2 separate regions of the Homo sapiens genome follow, and region 2 is linked to region 1. A link is a loop called in an ENCODE intact Hi-C map of the cell type or tissue named here. Cell type or tissue: Caco-2. All regions are shown on one strand. Links, peaks and the distances in the headings refer to the core of each region. The heading gives the core; the rest is flanking DNA. Region 1 overlaps GPHN (gephyrin). Region 2 overlaps GPHN (gephyrin).

Region 1 (10,034 bases), core at 2,269-7,268:
GAGGAACTATCTTCTGTTGAAGCAACACCACTGTCTTTCTTCTCTTCTTCCTCTTCCTCACATTGAACTCCTTTGTCTTCTGTCTGTTTATGGGGGCTGGTAGTAGGAGGAGGGGAAAGAGGGGGAGGTGGGGAAGGCAAATCTTCAAGTTCATCATGCACCTCCTTTACTTTTACAATGGCATCACGTAAAAGGTCAATGGCATGAGGTAGAGCTGGCAGTATGAATTGAAAGCATTCCTGTATGCAAGAGAAAGAAAAAAAAATTAAGATGAAGCACTTTTGTAATTATATAAGATGGTGGCAATCAAACTGTTTCGTGATTTTGGATTTGCATTTTCCTCCATCAATCTCAGAATCAATCATATGTAAAACATTGTCTTAGCAATATGCCATGAAGTAAGCATAAAATATGTTATAGCATTCTCCATAAGCTAAGGAACTACAGTGCTACAATGTTGGTCATATGAAACATTAAAAATGACCACTCTTTTAATTGAAATTAACTTTTAAATGTTTATAGGAGTATGTGCTGTGAAATGATCTAAAATTTGTAATATTTTTGTCATGAACTGTACTACTCCTAATTATTGTGATGTAATAAAAATAGTTACAGTGACAAAAAAAAAAAAAACATACACTCTGCTGACTATTCCTTTTGCTATGCAAAAGCTCCTTAGTTTAAATTAGGTCCCAGCTATTTATCTTTGTTTTTATTGCAATTGCTTTCGGGTTTTTGGTCATGAAATCCTTGTCTAAGCCAATGTCTAGAAGGGTTTTTCCAATGTTATCTTCTATAATTTTTATAGTTTTAGGTCTTAGGTTTAAGTCCTTAATTCATCTTGAGTTGATTTTTGTATAAGGTGAGAGTTGAGGATAAAGTTTCATTCTCCTACATAGGGCTAGCCAATTATCCCAGCGCCCTTTGTTGAAAAGGGTGTCCTTTTCCTACTTTATGTTTTTGTTTGCTTTGTCGAAGATCAGTTGGCTCTAAGTTTTTGATTTTATTTCTAGGTTCTCTATTCTGTTCCATTGATCTATGTGCCTATTTTTATACCAGTACCATGCTGTTTTGGTGACTATGGCCTTATAGTGTAGTTTGAAATCACGTAATGTGATGCCTCCAGATTTGTTCTTTTTGCTTAGTCTTGCTTTGGCTATGCGGGCTCTTTTTTGGTGCCATATGAATTTCAGAATTGTTTTTCTTAACTCTGTGAAGAATGATGGTGGTATTTTGATGGGAATGGCATAGAATTTGAAAATTGCATTTGGCAGTATGGTCATTTTCACATTATTGATTCTACTAATCCGTGAGCATGGGATATGTTTACATTTGTTTGTGTCGTCTATGATTGCTTTCAGCAGTGTTTTGTAATCTTCACAATCTACTCATCTGACAAAGGGCTAATATCCAGAATCTACAACGAACTCAAACAAATCAGTAAGAAAAAAAAAAAAAAACAATCCCATCAAAAAGTGGGCTAATGACATGAACAGACAATTCTCAAAATAAGATATACAAACGGCCAACAAACATATGAAAAAATGTTCAACATCACTAATGATCAGGGAAATGCAAATCAAAACTGCAATACAATACCACCTTACTCCTGCAAGAATGGCCATAATCAAATAATCAAAAAACAGTAGATGTTGGCATGGATGCGGTAAACAGGGAACACTTCTACACTGCTGGTGGGAATGTAAACTAGTGAAACCACTAAGGAAAACTGTGGAGATTCCTTAAAGAACTAAAAGTAGAACTACCATTTGATCCAGCAATCCCACTACTGGGTATCTACCCAGAGGAAAAGAAGTCATTATTCAAAAAAGACACTTGCACACACATGTTTATAGCAGCATAATTCATAATTGCAAAATCGTGGAACCAACCCAAATGCCCATCAATCAATGAGTGGATAAAGAAACTATTTTATATATATATGATGGTATATTACTCAGCCATAAAAAGTAATGAATTAACACCACTTGCAATGACCTGGATGAGATTACAGACTATTATTCTAAGTGAAGTAACTCAGAAATGGAAAACCAAACATCGTATGTTTTCACTGATATGTGGGAGCTAAGCTATGAGGACGCAAAGGCATAGGAATGACACAATGAACTTTGGGGACTTATGGGAATTTATGGGAAAGAGTGTGGGGGGTGAGGGGTAAGACAACAAATATGGTGCAGTGTATACCTCTCGGTGAAGGGTGCACCAGGATCTCACAAATCACCACTAAAGAACTTACTCATGTAAGCAAATACCACCTGTACCCCAATAACTTATGGAAAAATAAAAAAAAATAAGACTGAGGACAGGCATGGATGGTCAGAATCAGATTCATTCTCTAAAAAAAAAAAAAGCATGCACTGCATTTTAAAAAAAGTAAAATTTCTATATACAACTTGGTAGTTGAAAGATGCATTATGAGAAAGACAGGAAAGATAGGAAAGAAGCCCAAGAGTTTGAGGCTGCAGTGAGCTATGATTGTGTAACTGCATTCCAGCCAGGGTGACACAGTGAGACTCTGTCTCTAAAAATAAATAAATAAATACATTCTAAAAACTTGTATACTACCCTCTTTTCCATCCCCTCCTCCCCAAGAGAAAACTTACATACTCACATACACACATTTAATTCTTGCGTTATTTCTACAACTCTTAAATGATTTATGCAAAAATCCTGAAGAAACTAGGAGCCCTTCATCCCTTGTTCCCAACCTCCTGAGTCAAGACCATTTCTTGATGTGATTCATGCCAAACACTTAAGACACTGCTGTATCTTGGATGGGTCAAATCTAGTTAACCATTTTTTTTTGTTTGTTTGTTTTGAGACGGAGTCTCATTCTGTCGCCCAGGCTGGAGTGCAATGGCGCCATCTTGTCTCACTGCAACCTCCGCCTCCTGGGTTCAAGCAATTCTCTGCCTCAGCGTCCTGAGTAGCTGGGATTACAGGTGCCTGCCACCACGCCTGGCTAGTTTTTTTTTATTTTTAGTAGAGATGGGGTTTCACCATGTTGGCCAGGCTGGTCTTGAACTCCTGACCTTGTGATCGGCCCACCTCGGCCTCCCAAAGTGCTGGGATTACAGACCTGAGCCCCAACGCCTGGCCAAATCTACTTAATCTTTAATCCAAAAGTAGAGAGAAGCAACTGGGGGCCTTCCATGCAGAAAGTGGGCTCAGGAGGCTAAGTAAAAGAATATGAATATTTATATCCAAGGCACTCAGGAACTTTTACACAGATGCAAGAAACTTATGTCAAAGTGGCCACAAGATTGTTTAATAGGAGACAGACAAATGAAACTCTGTGTTTACTGCTAGACACCAAACCTTTGTGTGAAATCTTGAATTTATGGGGAGGGAGAGTAGCCTGTACCTGTCTGTTATTTTCCTAATCCCAACCCCTCATTCTTGAACTGCAGGAGATTGAGCCCGTTTGGGCTTCGGTGACCCCACCACTGGGGTATGTTTATTTGATGGTTGATTTTGCTGTATTCTCTACTTCTTTTCCCATCTTCTAATCATTTTTTTAACACACATGCTGACTCTTTTCCTATCCCTTCTCCTTTTCTTGGGAAAATACAATGAATAAAGATTTATTGGTACTGAAGTTGTTTAAAAAAAGGCAGGAAAGAGGTTTCATATTTTTAGTTAGAGCAGGGCAGTAGAACTAACAACCGAGGTGAGAACCAGATTATTTTGTCCAGAGAGCTAAAGTTCTAACTACCATCATAAAGTATAGCTAGGTAACATTGTACAGCAAGCAAAATATAAAATAAGCTTGCAAAGAGCACTGCATAAAGTTAATATAATCTGCTGCTGAGGTGCTCACTATTATCTATAACGTATTACCAAAAGAGAATAGGTAAGAACCTAAAAATCAGAATATAAGGCCAGCTATAGCTGCAGAAGAGGTGGAGGTCTTTCTCTTTCACATTTGAAGTAATAGCTTAAAATCTAAGATGTAAAAAAAAAAATCTTAAAAATTTTTGGAGGGTTACATAATATCGGGAAAGATGTTTAATCTTTCGACCTATCTTTGTATGGCTCAATCAGTTTACTCTTTAAAGATTGTGTGGTAAAGAATTTAACCTTGACCGAGGAGAGGTCTGGTCTTTACACTCAGCTTCTGGGAGTGATCTCTAGGTCCTTGGAATTTCACGCCTAATAGGAATGTCTTTGTTGTCCATGGACTTTGGGCACCAGAGACAGTCTAACAATGTTAGACTGCAGTTCAGGAATGAGGGAAAGGGATCAGGAAAAGAACAGACAGGTATAGGCTACCCTCCCTCTCTCCCCATTAATTCAAGATTTCACACAAAGCTTTCGTGTCTAGCAGTAAACATGGACTTTCATTCATCTGTCTATTAAATAATCTTGTGGCCACTTTGACATAAGTTTTTTTGCACCTGCATAAAAGTTCCTAAGTGACTTGGATATATACTCATACTCCCTTTCTTGGCCTTCTGACCCCACTTTCTACATAGAAGGCCCCCAATTGCTTCTCTCTACTTTAGGATTAAAGATTACAGGTCAGCCACACTGGCAGTAAGTGTTTGAGTCCCAATAAAAGCTCTGGATACCAAAGGCTCAGGTGAGCATCCCCAGCTGGCATTACTCCATGTGTGGTATCACAGATTGACGCCAGAAGGGTGACATGTCCATGTCTCCAAAGAGAGAGGACAACAGAAGTTCCTCATTTGTTACTTCTGTTAGACTCTGCCCTATGCACTTTCTCCCTTGGCTGACTTTAATCCGTATTCTTTCCTTGCAATGAACAATAATCATGAGTATAACAGCTTTCTGTGAGTTCCATGAATGCTAGTAAATTATTAAACCTGAAGGTCATTTTAGGATCTCCTGAATTTGCAATTAGGGTCAGAAATGAGCAATTTTGTGGAGTACTCCACATTTGTAGGTGGCTATTTTTTGCAGTTGGCTAAAACTCCTTACAGTTGGTGTCAAAAATAAGATTTTCTAGAAAGACCCTGACTCACTGAAATACATGGCTTAGGAAGTGAAGAGAGGGTGTGGGATGATGAACCTTTGATCCCTGAGTGAAGACAGTGTCAACCACAGCATGGAATTGCTTCTTTACTGTGATTAGTTAATGGAGATAATTCCCAAAAAGTTATCTCACTGGATGCATAAGGAGATGCAAAATATAAAGAAAGAAGTTAAACACACAATCTCTTGGTTATTGTTATCTATGCTAGCTAAAATGAAGGTAAGGGATACAATCCTACTCTAAATGAATAGGAATAGACTGTGCAGGAGGAACTTGCTAAACTAGTATTACCAACGGCAATCTGAATCAGCACAGTGGCCAAACCTTACAACTCTTTAAAAGGTGAAAAAGTTTGGGTATAAATAGAGAGAAGGAAGAATGGTAGCTGAGGGTAAAGGAATGAATGGATAGGTTATGCAGTAAGGGAAATAATACTGCATTGGTATCTCCAAAGAGGTTCAGAACAAGAGATGACATTGTTTCTTAGCTCAACTGTAACAGATGCTTGAAAGAGTGAAGTCATATGTTGCTGAGACCACTCTTATTTTTGGAATCCAACAAGCCTGCAAACCTGAGTAGCATCATTCTGGGAGACATTCTGGTCTGTTAATGTCTGAGAAGGACTCTAAGAACGTGCCAGTATCTTTTGACTTTTATTTTTTAGGTTATGGCTAAGTGTATTGGGAAATTCAGTTAAAGCCTCCTCAGGATATAATGTTAATAGAAAATGACTGGCCTGAGGAAGAAATGCACTTAGGTAACCATCAGCTAATTTCTATGATATATAGTTCTGTACAAACATATCAATAGTGGTAGATTAAAGGTGAGAAATTAGTAACTTAATACAAAATTATGAAAATGTATGTAATGGCTTTAGTGGATGGATTAGCTATTTCTCTAAATATATCCACACCCTACACTGCCTTGGCCAAATCTTAGGCATATTCACACTGATACTACTGCTGTGTCTGTCACATAAATACCATAGTAAATATAGATGCCCAGACAAACATGACTGTGTTGCTATACAATAAAAAAAGCCTTGGCCAAAGGCCAGGGGGTAGCTTGTACAGCAAAGAATTAACAGTACCCAAAGAGAGTCTGAGGGTAAAAGTAGTTGCCCTTAACTAGTTGGAGGAGATCTCTAGATGTTCAGAATGTCATGTGTGACAGCAGTGTCTTTGTTTACCTGATGGCTTTGGCCACCACACAATCTAACAATATGACTTATGATGGGGACTTTTGGCCACATGGTGTCAGTTCTGGAACATACTGGAGACTAATGCTATCAATCCAATCTCTGGGAAGCGCTAAAGACTAAAGGTCATTCACATGGGCAAAATATAATGAACTGCAAAAAAAACAAAACAAAACAAAAAAAAAAACCAAACCAAAAAAAAAAAAAAAAACTCTGGACATCAAAAACTCAGGTGAGCTTCTCTGATTAAAAATATTACAAGTATATTATCATACACGAATGCCAGGAGAGTAAAGCATTGATGACTCTACAAGGAGAGGACAAGGGAAGCTCTCTGTGTTTGGTAGTATTCCTGGACGTTGTCTTATGCACTTCTTCTCTTGGCTGATTTTAATCTGTATCCTTTCCCCATAATAAACCATAACTGTAAGTGTAACAGTTTTTAGTGAGTTCTATGTCTTTCCATTGAATTACTGAACCCAAGAGTGACTTTGGGAATCCTGCAATTGGTATCAGATGTGAGGGCAGTCTTGTGGAGTGCTCCAACTTTTTGGCTGGCTAACTTTCACGGCTGGTCAAAAGCTCTTACACTAAACCATTAATATGTCCAGGTGATTTACCTGAGATCCTTTCTTGCTACCTGGCAGGTTAATTATGAGCGTTTTCCCTCTGATTCCACATACAGGCCTGAAAGAAAAGAGAAAGTAGATGAACACTAAATTGCTATGAATGCCCGGTTTAAATACATTAAGAACAAATAACAATCATTTTACTTTACATGTGAACAACTGTTTTAGGAATAAAAGTGTTATCTTAAGACATTCACTGCTTGCTATACAAATTAGGCATTCTGGTTGAAGTTTTTACATTATGGTTAGTATGGCAAATTGGAAAAAATGTACTGAATGTGGAATCAGAATAATTTACCTACTTTTAAGCAATCTGACCAAGTCTAATTACCTATTTTGTCTAACTTCAGCTTCTTCATATTTTATACAATTGTTTAAGAGTTTGAGATAGTGCATTAAAAATGCCTAGTGATATTTATGTTCAAAAGTCTAACACAAAAAGCACTTAAGATTTAGATTTGAGCTCTTGCTTCTCAGGAAGTCTATAAGTTTTAAAGTAAAACAAGGTTTTTCACAAGTGAATGGCAGAAGGGAAGAGGTTGGAGAGCTCATTCATTAATAGACCCACTGATAATCACAGGCATTTTAAGCTAGAAACATCTTTCAGAGATAATTGTCAATTTCCAGGCTACATTTAAACTAACTGGTTAAGAAACATAAAAAAATGGAAAAGCAGTGGAAGACTGGAGTCAAGGAGCAAAGGCCTAGATTTTCATATGAGAGCTGGAATTATGCTGTCATTGACTGGTTGTGTTACTCTGATCTGGTAACATTATCTCATTTTCATAATTTGAAAACAAAGAGATTATGCTATTTTTAAAATTTTACAGTATTTTTAAAGTAATGTAAGAACACTCTTCCCCAAATGTCTTGACTGAGTTTTTCTTTAACCACTCTTATTCTCTGAAATAACCTAAAACTGTCCTATATTTTATTACTTTTTCTTCTTGTCCTACTTACAATCTGAAAGAGAAGATTGCCATTTATTTACAACTTTCCATATATCTGAAAATGTTTACTGAATCACCTGCTGGCCTTCTTCTTACTAGAAAAACTATTCATTATTTCATTAAAAACTTTAAGGCTATTTTCTGACCTTTAATCTTAATGATATTTCTTCAAAATCTGTTTTAGTTCTGGCAGTCAGAATTGGATAAAGTACTTTAGTGACAAAATGGCACTGGGTAATTATATAGTTCTTAATATGTTCCTGTTTACTTAGGAATTTTGTTTTTCTTTCCAAACTAAAATGCTACATTTTAGCTTTTTGTCAATATGATAGCTAATTGATTATAATATCACCAGTAATATGATTGGAATGTCATCAATATTAAGTTCTCTATTTTCATGTAAGCAAATCTAGCAATTTATTGAATAAATCTAGAATTTTAACTAAGAGCACAATAATCCCTCGTAGAATATAGTATTAGCTACATCCGGAAGTTTGTAGCACCTTTCCTTCTAAAAACTAGAAATATTACCATAACAATTACTGCATATTATCCTCCCAATATTTCTATGAAGGAAAGACAAATATAGTTACCTACAAAATATGGAAAAATAATTTGGAGTACAAAGAATTTGATTAATACATAGCTCTGGGATTTTTGTAATTTTATCCAGTAAGTTCATTCCATCTTGTGTTTATTAATGTCCATTAACTTATCCTTACTGACATCACTGTAACAATTTTATCACGTTATGAAATGTGTTGGATTTTATTTTCCAAGAATGTTGTAACTCCCTCCATTAGAAGGTTAGTGGCAAGTGAAAACTTAGTTAATTCTTTTTATTCCAATTTTTGGTAATCAAATCCAGGCTTTTTATGTCTCCAATAATACTTCACTTGCTCTAGGTTGACACCTTAGTAGCAGTGCTAATATAACCAACAGTTACATCCAGACCACTATTTTTCTGTGTGTGTGTATGTATGCATATGTGATATAATTAAAGGTTTCTATACAGCCAGGAGATTACATTTGTTATTTCCCATCAATTTTTTTTTTTACTATTTTGTCAAAACATTACATCAGAGATTTATGTATTCTTTCTCATTTCCCTGATCTCTTTGAAGTGTTTAAAAATTAATTTTAAGACATACTTTTTCATCTATAGAATGTCCAGAGTCACTGCAAGAAGAAAGTACTCCTCCTCTATATAATGCTTTAGGATTAATAAAGTATTTTTACAAACATTATATCATTCAATAATTTAAAAACTATAAGCACCAAAGTTTTAGCATATTCCAATATTTATCAAATAGCTAAAGATCTGTACTAAGTATTATGGAATAAATGCAACCCAAATGCTTAAGAAGTTTATAATTGTAAAATGTAGAACATTAAAGCATATAAACAACTACAACACAAGATAGTAAGTAGTAACACAAATTGGTATAAAGTACCATAGGTTAAAAAAAAGTAGCCAGTGTGGTGGCTCATGCCTGTAATCCCAGCACTTTGGGAAGCCGAGGTGGGAGGATCACAAGGTCAGAGTTCGAGACCAGCCTGGCCAATATAGTGAAACCCTGTCTCTACTAAAAATACAAAAAATTAGCCGGGTGTGGTAGCAGGTTCCTGTAATCCTAGCTACTCAGGAGCCTGAGGCAGAAGAATCGCTTGAATCTGGGAGGCGGAGGTTGCAATGAGCAGAGATTGTGCCATTGCACTCCAGCCTGGGTGACAGTAGTAAGACTTCGTCTCAAAAAAACAAAACAAAACAAAAATCAAAAAGAAGGGCAGTTTAGGAGGAGGGGAAAAATAATGCAAAAGCATAGAGTTAAAAAAAGCACCAAGTGCATTTTGAGTATATTGTCTCTCACCAGCAAGCATCCACTTGCTTACTTATAGAGGAGTAATATGAGGCTAAGAAGGACCAGTGGAAAGATGTTGCTGTCTGACAGATTAGTATTTTTCAATTTGTGGTCTCTGGACCAGAAACATATGCATCATACAGGAATTTGTTGGAAAGGCAAAATGTCCCATACCACCCTTATCCCCTCCTCTCTGTTGCTGATATATTGGATAAAAAACTATGAGGGTGGGGTCCAGTAATCTGTATCTTAACAAGTTCTCTAGTTGACTCTCATCCATGGAAAAGTTTGAGAACTGCTGTGATAAACTGTGCTTGAGTTTTGGTACTACTATTTACTATTAGTGTAATCCTGTCTTCATTACTAAACTTCTTTAAT
Region 2 (10,034 bases), core at 2,334-7,333, 58 kb after region 1:
ATCCATTCATCTGCTGATGGACACTTAGGTTGATTCCACACCTTGGCTATTGTGAACAGTGCTGCCAGAAACATGGGAGTGCAGATATTCCTTGGAAATACTGAGTTCCACTTTTTTTTTTTGAGACAGAGTCTCGCTCTGTTGCCCAGACTTGAGTGCAGTGGCACAGTCTCGGCTCACTGCAATCTCCACCCGCTGGGTTTCAGTGATTCTCCTGTCTCAGCCTCCCGAGTAACTGGGATTCCAAGCATGTGCCACCATGCCCGGTTAATTTTTATATTTTTAGTAGAAACAGGGTTTTACCATGTTGGCCAGAATGGTCTTGAACTCCTGACCTCAGGTGATCTGCCTGTCTTGGCCTCCCAAAGTGCTGGGATTACAGGCATGAGCCACCGCACCTGGCCTTGATTTCCATTCTTTTGGGTACATAACCAGCAGTGGGAATGCTGGATCATATGGTAGCTCCATTTTTAGTTTTCCAAGAAACCTCCAAACTGTTCTCCATGGTGGTTGTACTAACTTAACATTCCTACCAATGGTGTACAAGGGTTCCCTTTTCTCTAGTCCTCACCAGTATTTGTTATGCCCTGTCTTTCGGATAAAAGCCATTTAATTGGGGTGAAATGATATCTCATTGTGGTTTTGATTTGTAGTTCTCTGATAATCAATGATGCTGAGTATCTTTTCATAGTCCTGTTTGCCATTTGTACATCTTCTTTTGAGAAATGTCTATTCAGATCTTTTGCCCATTTTTAATTGGATTATTAGATCTTTTTCCTATAGAGTTGTTTGAGCTTCTTACATATTCTGGTTATTAATCCCTCGTCAGGTGGGTAGTTTGCAAATATTTTCTCCTATTCTGTGGGTTCTCTCTTCATTTTGTTGATTGTTCCTTTGCTCTGCAGAAGCTTTTAAATTTGTAATCCCATTTGTCCATTTTTGCTTTGGTTGCTTGTGCTTATGAGATATTACTCAAGAAATTTTTGCACAGACCAATATCCAGGAGAGTTTCCTCAATGTTTTCATGTAATGGTTTCACAGTTTTGAGGTCTTAGATTTAAGTTTTTAATCTACTGTGATTTGATTTTTGTATGGCAAGAGATAGGGGTCTAGTTTCATTCTTCTGCATATAAATATTCAGTTTTCCCAGCACCATTTGTTGAAGAGACTGTCTTTTCCTGAGTGCATGTTCTTGACATCTTTGTCAAAAATGAGTTCACTGTAGGTGTATAAATTTATTTTTAGATTCTCTATTCTGTTCCATTGGTCTATGTGTCTGTTTTTATGCCAGTACCATGCTGTATTAGCTACTATAGCTCTATAATATACTTTGAAGTCAGGTAATATGATTCCTCCAGTTTTGTTCTTTTTGCTTAGGATAGCTTTGGTTATTCTGGGTCTTTTGCGGTTCCTGATAAATTTTATGATTTTTTTTCTCTTTCTGTGAAGAATGTCATTGGTGTTTTGATAGGGATTGCATTGAATCTGTAGATTGCTTTGGGTAGTATGAACATTTTAACAATATTAATTTTTCCAACCCATGAACATGGAATAACTTTCCAGTTTTTGGTGTCCTCTGCAATTTCTTTCATCAGTTTTACAGTTTTCATTATAGAGATCTTTTACTTCTTTAAGTTAATTCCTAGGTATTTAATTTTCTCTGTGGCTATTGTAAATGGGACTTTTTTTTTTTTCTTTTTCAGATTGTTCACTGTTGGCATATAGAAATGCTACTGATTTTTGTATGTTGATTTTGTAACCTGCCACTTTACTGAATTTGCTTCTCAGTTCTAATAGTTGTTTGGTGGAGTCTTTAGTTTTTTTCTAGATATAATATCATATCATCTGAAAACAAGAATAATTTGACTTCTTCCTTTCCAATGTGGATGCCCTTTATATCTTTCTCTTCTCTGACTGCTGTAGCTGGGACTTCCAGTAGTACGCTGAATAATAGTGCTGACAGTAGGCATCTTTGTCATGTTGCAGATCTTAGAGGAAATGCTTTCAGTTTTTCCCATTTCACTATGATACCAGATGTGGGTCTGCTGCATATAGCTCTTATTATGTTGAAGGATGTTCCTTCTACACCCAGTTTTTTTGAGGATTTTTATCATGCAGCAAGTTTGAATTTTAGCAAATGATTTTTCAGCATCAAGTAAAATGATCATATAGTTTTTGTCCTTCATTCTGTTGATAGGATGTATGATGTAGGTTGAACCATCCTTGTACGCTTGCCAAGAATCCCTTTTGGTTATGAGAATGATCTTAATGTACTGTTGAATTTGGGTTGCTAGTATTTTGTTGAGGATTTTTGTATCAATATTCATCAGAGATATTGGCCTGTAATTTTCTTTTCTTTTCTTTCTTACATGTCTTGGCCTGATTTTGGTATCAGGGTAACACTGGTCTCATAGAATGAGTTTGGAAGTATTCCCTCCTCCTTGTATTTCGGAATACTTTGAGTAAGATTGGTATTAGTTCTTCCTTAAATGTTCTGTAGAATTCAGCAGGGAATTGGATCTCAGGCTTTTCTTCACTGGGATACTTTTTTTTACAGCTTCAATCTTGATATTTGTTATTGCTCTGTTCAGGTTTTGGATTTCTTTGTGGTTAAGCCTTGATAGGTTGTATCTGTCTAGAAACTTGTCCATTTCTTCTGGGTTTTCTAACTTTTTGGTATATAGTTGCTCATAGTAGCCACTAATGATTATTTGACTTTATGCAGTATCAATTGTAATGACTCCTTTTCCATTTTTGATTTTGTTTATTTGTATCTTCTCTCCTTTTTTCTTAGTTATTCTGGTTAAAGGTTTGTCAATCTTGCTTAACTTTCCAAAAAACAAGCTTTCCAGTTTGTTGATCTTTTTGTATTTCCTTCATTTCAAATTCATTTATCTCTGTTCTGATCGTTATTCTTTCTTTTCCTCTACTACTTTTGGGTTTTGTTTGCTCTTGCTTTTCTAGTTCTCTGAGATGCATCATTAGGTTATTTATTTGAATTTTTTCCTTTTTTTGATGTAGGCACTTATAGCTATAAAATTCCCTCAGTACTGCTTTTGCTGTGTCCCATATGTTTTGGTATGTTTGGCATATTTGGTCATTTGTTTCAAGAAAATTTTCAGTTTCCTTAATTCCTTCATTGACCCATTGATCATTCAGGAGCATCTTGTTTAATTTCCACGTGTTTGTATAGTTTCCAACATTCCTCGTTATTGATTTCCAGTTGTATTCCATTGTGGTCAGAAAAGATGCTTGCTATCATTTCAATTTTTTTGAATGTTTTGAGGCTTGTTTTGTGACCCAACATATGGTCTATCCTTTAGAATTATCTCTGTTCTGAGGAGAATAATGTGTATTCTGCCACCATTGGATAAAATATTCTGTAAACATCTATTAGGTCCATTTGTTCTATAGTGCTGATTAAGTCTGATGTTTCCTTGTTGATTTTCTGTCTGCATGATCTGCCTAATGCTGAAAGTAGGGTGTTGAAGTCTCCAGTTATTATTGTATTGGAATCTATCTCTCTCTTTAGCTCTAATAATATTTTCTTTATATATCTGTATGCTCCAGCATTGGGTTCATTGCTGAATTCACCCTTTTATCATTATATAATGACTTTGTCTCTTCTTACAGTTTTTGTTTAGAAAACTATTTTGCCTTAGCTACTCCTGCTCTTTTTTGGTTTCCACTGGCATGGAATATCTTTTTCCATCTTTTTATTTTCAGTTTATATTTGTCTTTACAGGTGAACTGTGTTTCTCACAGGTAACAGAACATTGAGTCTTGTTTTTTCATTCATTCAGCCACTCTGTCTTTTGATTTGAGAGTTTGGTCCATTTATAATTCAATGTTATTATTAAGTAAAGGGCTTACACCTGCCATTTTGTTACTTGTTTTCTGGTTGTTTTGTGGTCTTCTCTTCCTTCTTTTCTTCCTTCCCGTATTCCTTTTTGTGGAAGTGATTTTCTCTGGTGGTATGTTTTAATTTCTTGCTTTATATATTTTTTTGTAGCTATTGTAGGTTTTTTTGATTGGAAGTTACCATGAGGCTTGCAAATACTATAACACATTATTTTAAACTGATGACAACATTGATTGCATATAGAAACAAATAAGCAAAAAGAAAACTCATAAAAATGCTACACTTTAATTGTGTCCCCGCTTTTTAACTTTTTGTTGTGTCTCTTTATGTCTTATTACGTCTTGAAAAGTTGTTGCGGTTATTATCGTTGATTCGTTTATTATTTAGTCTTTCTGCTTGAGATAAGAGTAGTTTACACACCACAATCACAGTCTTAAAATATTCTGTTTTTCTGGGTGCTTACTACTACCAGTGAGTTTTGCACTGTCAGATGATATTTTTTATTGCTCATTAGCATCCTTTTCTTTAAGACTGAAGAACTCCCTTTAGTATTTCTTGTAGGATAGGTTTGGTGTTGATGAAATCTTGGTGTTGATGAAATCTCTTAGCTTTTGTTTGTCTGAGAGTCTTTATTCTCCTTCATGCCTGAAGGATATTTTCACCAGATATACTGTTCTAGAGCAAAACTTTTTTCCTTCAGCACTTTAAATATGTCATGCCACTTTCTTTTGTCCTGTAAGTTTTCCACTGAAACCTCTGCTGCCAGATGTAGTAGAGCTCCGTTGTATGTCATTTGTTTCTTTTCTCTTGGTGCTTTTAGGATTCTTTCTTTATCCTTGAATTTTGGGAGTTTAATTATTCACATGCCTTGAGGTAGTCTTTGAGTTAAATCTGCTTAGTGTTATCTATAACCTTCTTGCACAATGTTGATATTTTTCTCGAGGTTTGGAAGTTCTCTCATATTATCCCTTTGAATAAAGTTTCTACTCCTATCTCTTTCTTTACCTCCTCTTTAAGGCCAATAACTCTTAGATTTACCCTTTTGAGCCTATTTTCTACATTTTGTAGGCATACCTCATCCTTTTTTATTTTCTTGTCTCCTCTAACTGTGTATTTTCAATTAGTCTTTCTTCAAGCTCACTAATTCTTTCTTCTGATTGATCGATTCTGCTATTAAGAGACTGATGCATTCTTGGGTGTGTCAATTGCATTTTCCATGTCTAGAATTTCTGTTTGTTTCTTTTAAATTATTATTTCAATCTCTTTGCTAAGTTTATCTGACAGAATTCTGAATTCCTTCTCTGTGTTATCTTGAATTTGAGTTTCCTCAAAATATCTATTTTGAATTCTCTATCTAAAAGATCACATATCTCTGTTTCTTCAAGCTTATTCCCTAGTGCCTTATTTAGTTTGTAGTGTGAGGTGATGTTTTCCTGGGTGATCGTGATACTTGTAGATGTTTGTCAGTGTTTCTGGCATTGAAGAGTTAGGTATTTATTAGCTTTCGCAATCTGGGCTTGTTGGCACCTGTCTCTCTCAGAAAGGCTTTCCAGGTATTTGAAGGGACTTCGGCCCCAAGCCCAGTAATGCTATAGTTCTTGCAGACTTGCAGAGATACCACTTTGGTGGTCTTGGTTAAAGTCCAGAAAAATTATCTGTATTACCACACAGAGACTCTTGTTCTCTTCTCTTATTTTCTCCCAAACAAATGGAGTCTCTCTCTGTGCTGTGCTTCCGGAGCTGGGGATGGTGGGTTGATACAAACACCAGTGGCCATCACCAGTAGTATGGGTCAGCTGGGTCAGACCTGAAGCCAGCACAGCACTGGGTCTTACCCAAGGCCTACTGTAACCACTATCTGGCTGCTGTCTATGTTCAATCAAGGCACTAAGGCTGTACGATTAACAGATGTGAAGTCAGACAGGCTTGTGTCCTTCCCTTTAAGGTGTTGAGTTATCCCAGCCCAGGGTAGGTCCAGAGATGCTGTCTGGGAGCGAGGGACTGGAATTAAAAAAAACCTTAGACATTTACCTGGTGTTCTATTTTACTGAAGCTGAGTTGGCACTCAAATCATGAGACACAGTCCTTCCCACTCTTCCCTCTATTTTCCACAGGCAGAGGAGCCTCACCTTATGGCCACCACCACAACAGACCCAAGGGGAGTACTGTCAGGCTAACACTGATGTTTCCTTTAGGCCCAAGGGCTCTGCAGTCAGTTTGTGGTGAATGCTGCCAGGCATGGGACTCACTCTTCAGGGCAGTGGACTCCCCTGTGGCCCAGGGCAGGTTCAGAAATGCTGTCCAAGCTCCAAGGCCTGAAATCAGGTCCCCAAGAGCCCACTTGGTGCTCTACTCCCCTAAGGTGCAAGACAAAATCCCCTTTACTTTTTCTCTGCTTTTCTCAAGCAGAAAGAGTCTCTCACGATAGCTATCAAAGCTAGGAATGTGCTGGGTCTCACCTGAAGCCAGCATGTCTCAGAGGCTCACCTAAGGCACATGGCATACTATATGGGTATCACTGCTGGACCTTGGAGGATCCAAGGTCTCTTTAGTCAAAAGTTGATGCATCTTGCCAGGACTGAGTCCTTCCCTTCAAGGCAACAGGTTCCCTTCTGGCCCAGGGTGTGTTTAGAAATGTTGTCCGGGAGCTAAGGCCTGGAAAGGGGGCCTCATGACTCTGCCTGGTGTCCTATCCTACTGTGGCTGAGCTGGTTTCCAAATGCAAGACAAAGTCCCCTTTACTGTTCCCTCTCCTCAAGCAGAAGCATGGGGTCTCTTTTGGAGCTGTGAGCTATGTGGCCTGAGGCATGGGGAAGGGATGGTGCAAGCACTCCTTTAGCTGTCCTGGCTGGTGTCTTAGTAGGTCATGTGCCCCCACGTCCCACTGTATCTGAGCCCAGGTCAGCACTAGGACTTGCCCAAGAATTGTAGTTCTTGGAGCGCAGACTGCCTTTCAAATTTATTTTGGGCTGCAAAGGACTTTAGCCTGTGGTGGCAAGGCTTGCCAAAACTCACTTTCCAATCGCAGGGATTAGTGGTTCCCCTCTGTGTAGGGCTGGTCCAAATGGTCCCTCTATGGGCAGTATTCAGTTGAGTTAAGCCTGGTGTTGCTTTCTGCTGTGACAGGGCAGCACTGTGTCCAATGCTACGTCTCACAATCACTGTGCTGTTCCTCTCCCAAATGCACAGATTCTCTCTCCATGCCATGCAGCCAGTTGCTGCTGGGGTATGACTGGGGAGGGGTGGTGTTGGTAATTCAAGACTGTGTTTCCTATCCCTTTCAGTGTCTCCTTCAGCAACATGAAGTTAAAACCAGGTACTATAACTGCTCATCTGTTTTTTGGTTTTGATAAAGATGCTTTTCTTCTGTGGAGAGTTGTTAAGTTTGGTGTTCCTGTTTGGGGTATGACTGGTGGAGCCTTTTATTTGGCCAACTTGCTTTACTCCCTCTTTATCTCTATTCTTGAAAGATATTTTGCTTAATAAACAATTCTCGTTATTTCCTTCAATGCTTTACATGTTCTATTGTCTGTTTTATTCCAATGTTGTCGAAAAGCCTGCTGTCATTTCTACGTAAGTGATCTGCTGTTTCTCCCTGGTTACTTTCAATAGTTCCCTTACTTTAGTGCTGACATTTCATTCCCATGTGTTCAGAAACATATTTCTTTTATTTATCCTTCTTGAGATACACTATACCGTTAGGATTTCTGGATTTGTGTTTTTTCATTAGTTCTGTAAACTTTATAGTCATTATCTCTTTGATCATTGCCTTTATTCTTTCTATTTTTTCCTTTTGGGGCTCTGATATAATGTACTTTGGACCTTCTCATTTCATTCTTCATATCTTTTCTCATATTTCCATCATATAATCTCTCTATGTAATTATATCATTACATTCAAATTTTTGACACATATTACTGACTGCCCAAACTGTCTGTGCTGGTTAGACTTTCTAGAACAAATAATGGTGACTGTAACTATCTTTTTCTTTTTTCTGTCTTTAGTAAGAATTTATCCAGTGTTTCAGCTTTATTGTATTTGTTGGTTTTTGTGATAAACACATTTTACCATGTTTAAAATTTTTCTTTCATTCTAGTTTACTATGTATCCTTAGAAGGAAAAAAATACACTGAATTTTATGTCTTTTTGGCATACATCAAGATGACCATATAATCTTTTGTGATTTACCTAATAATGATAAAAATGAAATTAAAGGATGTCTAAAATTTACCGTTCTTGAATTCTTAAAATCAGTTTCGCTTAGGAAGAGGTGTACATTTAGAAAAAACTTGATGCTGTATCAAGTTTTTGCATATTATTTCAATATTTCTACATATATTTTCACATATGATTAGGTCTATAGTCTCCTTGTTATTTTTATTCCACTTTGGTATGAAGGTTTTGTTATCTTTATAGATTGAGTTCAGATGTTTTCTTCATCCTGTGTTTAGATACAATTTAAATAATGAGGAAATAAGACAGGAATTATCTGTTCTTTAAAGTTTTAATTGAACTCATAAACGCTACTCTTCTATTTACTATCTCACTCTTCCTTCTCTCTGTTGTAGAATTCTGCAATAGCTACTTTATCAACTGACAGATATGGGGAATCAAGGTGTTTCTCTATTGAATCACTTTTCACTTTAATTTGGAGACAAATAATAATTTCAGGATGCAACACTAGCATATGAATTTTCTACAAATTCTAAAGTTTATTTTTACCTGGAAATATAAATTGTTTGAATTAGCACAGAGTTGAGATCACCTCCAATATACATGAATAGCACAAAATCAAACCCATGTTCCCACATCTTAACTTCCATATGGCAAGTTATTTTTTTAAACCAAAGTTACTCATCAGCAAAGAACAGTTAGTTGCCTTACATTTGAACTGTTATAAGGCCTCGCATATTTTACTGAATTCACTTTTTTTAAATCAAAAAGTACTGTTTGATGAAGGCCCACAAGCCTAAAAGATCTCTTCATCAATACTAGTGTTGTTTGGATATAAAAGATACCTGTCAGAAATAATTAATAAAAAGCAATATTGTATGTGGTTATATTGTGAATGTTAGGATATCTTTACAGGATAAAAGAAAATGGTAAGTGTCCTAATGTTAGGCAAATGGCTACTTCAGGCTTGGAATAACATTTCCAGTAATATCTTTAAATAGAAAAATTTTAAATTCCATGTATTCATAATTAAGCAGTAAGAATGAACTCGTACCTCACACCACATACAAAAATGAACTCAAAATAGATCTATAGTATAAAGAACTATAGTTCTTTATCTATAGTATAAGAACTAAAACCATAAAACTCTTAAACAGTTTAATTTCTTAAGATGTGAAACACAGAATTGCCATATGATCCCACATTTCCATTCCTAAGTGCATAACCAATGGAAATGAAAGCAAGAACTTGAACATATACTTGTTTGCCAATGTTCACAACAGCACTATCCCCATAGCCAAAAGATGAAAACAACCCAGGTGTTCATCAAAAGATGAACGGATAAATGAATTGTGGTATTACATATAATAGAATATTATTCAGGCATAAAAAGCAATAAAGTTCTGATATATACTACAACATGCATGAACTGAGAAGACATTAGGCTAAATGAAAAAAGCCATGCACAAAAGGAGAATTATTGTGTGGCTGCACTTACATGAAATATTTACAATAGGAAAATTTATAAAGATAGAAAGTAGATTAAAGGTTACCAGGGATTATGGGAAGGAAGAAATGGGGAGTTATTGCTTAAAGGTTACAGAGTTTCTGGGGTGATGAAAAAGTTTTAAAAACAGGTAGTAGTGATAATTGTACAACATTGTGAATATAATTAATACCAATGAACTGTACACTTAAAAATGGCTAAATTAGGGCCAGGCACGGTGGCTCATGCCTATAATCCCAACACTTAGGGAGGCTGCGGTGGGCAGATCACCTAAGGTCAGGAGTTGGAGGCCAGCTTGGCTAACATGGTGAAACCCTGTCTCTACTACAATACAAAAATTAGCTGGGCTTGGTGGCACGCACCTGTAATCCCAGCTACTCAGGAGGCTGAGGCAGGAGAATCGCTTGAATCCGGGGGGCAGAAGTTGCAGTGAGCTGAGATCGTGCCACTGCACTCCAGTCTGGGTGACAGAGTGAGACTACGTCTCAGAAG

What was found. Hi-C counts contacts between places; a loop is a spot of excess contacts. Peaks named below come from ENCODE experiments on the same cell type or tissue, not always from the same donor. Only the 100,000 strongest peaks of a DNase experiment are listed, where the experiment ranks them.
Region 2: it touches region 1 in a loop (8-fold over the local background); 1 of 110 quality-filtered maps calls a loop at or near these places.

The regions. Positions count from the first base shown.
Region 1 is chr14:66,912,871-66,922,904 of GRCh38, reverse strand. GPHN (gephyrin) reads right to left here. Exons shown (of 23, transcript NM_020806.5): 6 at 6,836-6,902; 7 at 1-239. Among named protein-coding and RNA genes, the nearest start is that of GARIN2, 270 kb to the left of the region's middle. In Caco-2, for the core only: no CTCF peak of the experiment used is centred there; a DNase peak (open chromatin) is centred at 4,174.
Region 2 is chr14:66,854,861-66,864,894 of GRCh38, reverse strand. All of the region lies in intron 4 of GPHN (gephyrin), which reads right to left. Among named protein-coding and RNA genes, the nearest start is that of GARIN2, 330 kb to the left of the region's middle. In Caco-2, for the core only: no CTCF peak of the experiment used is centred there; a DNase peak (open chromatin) is centred at 5,414.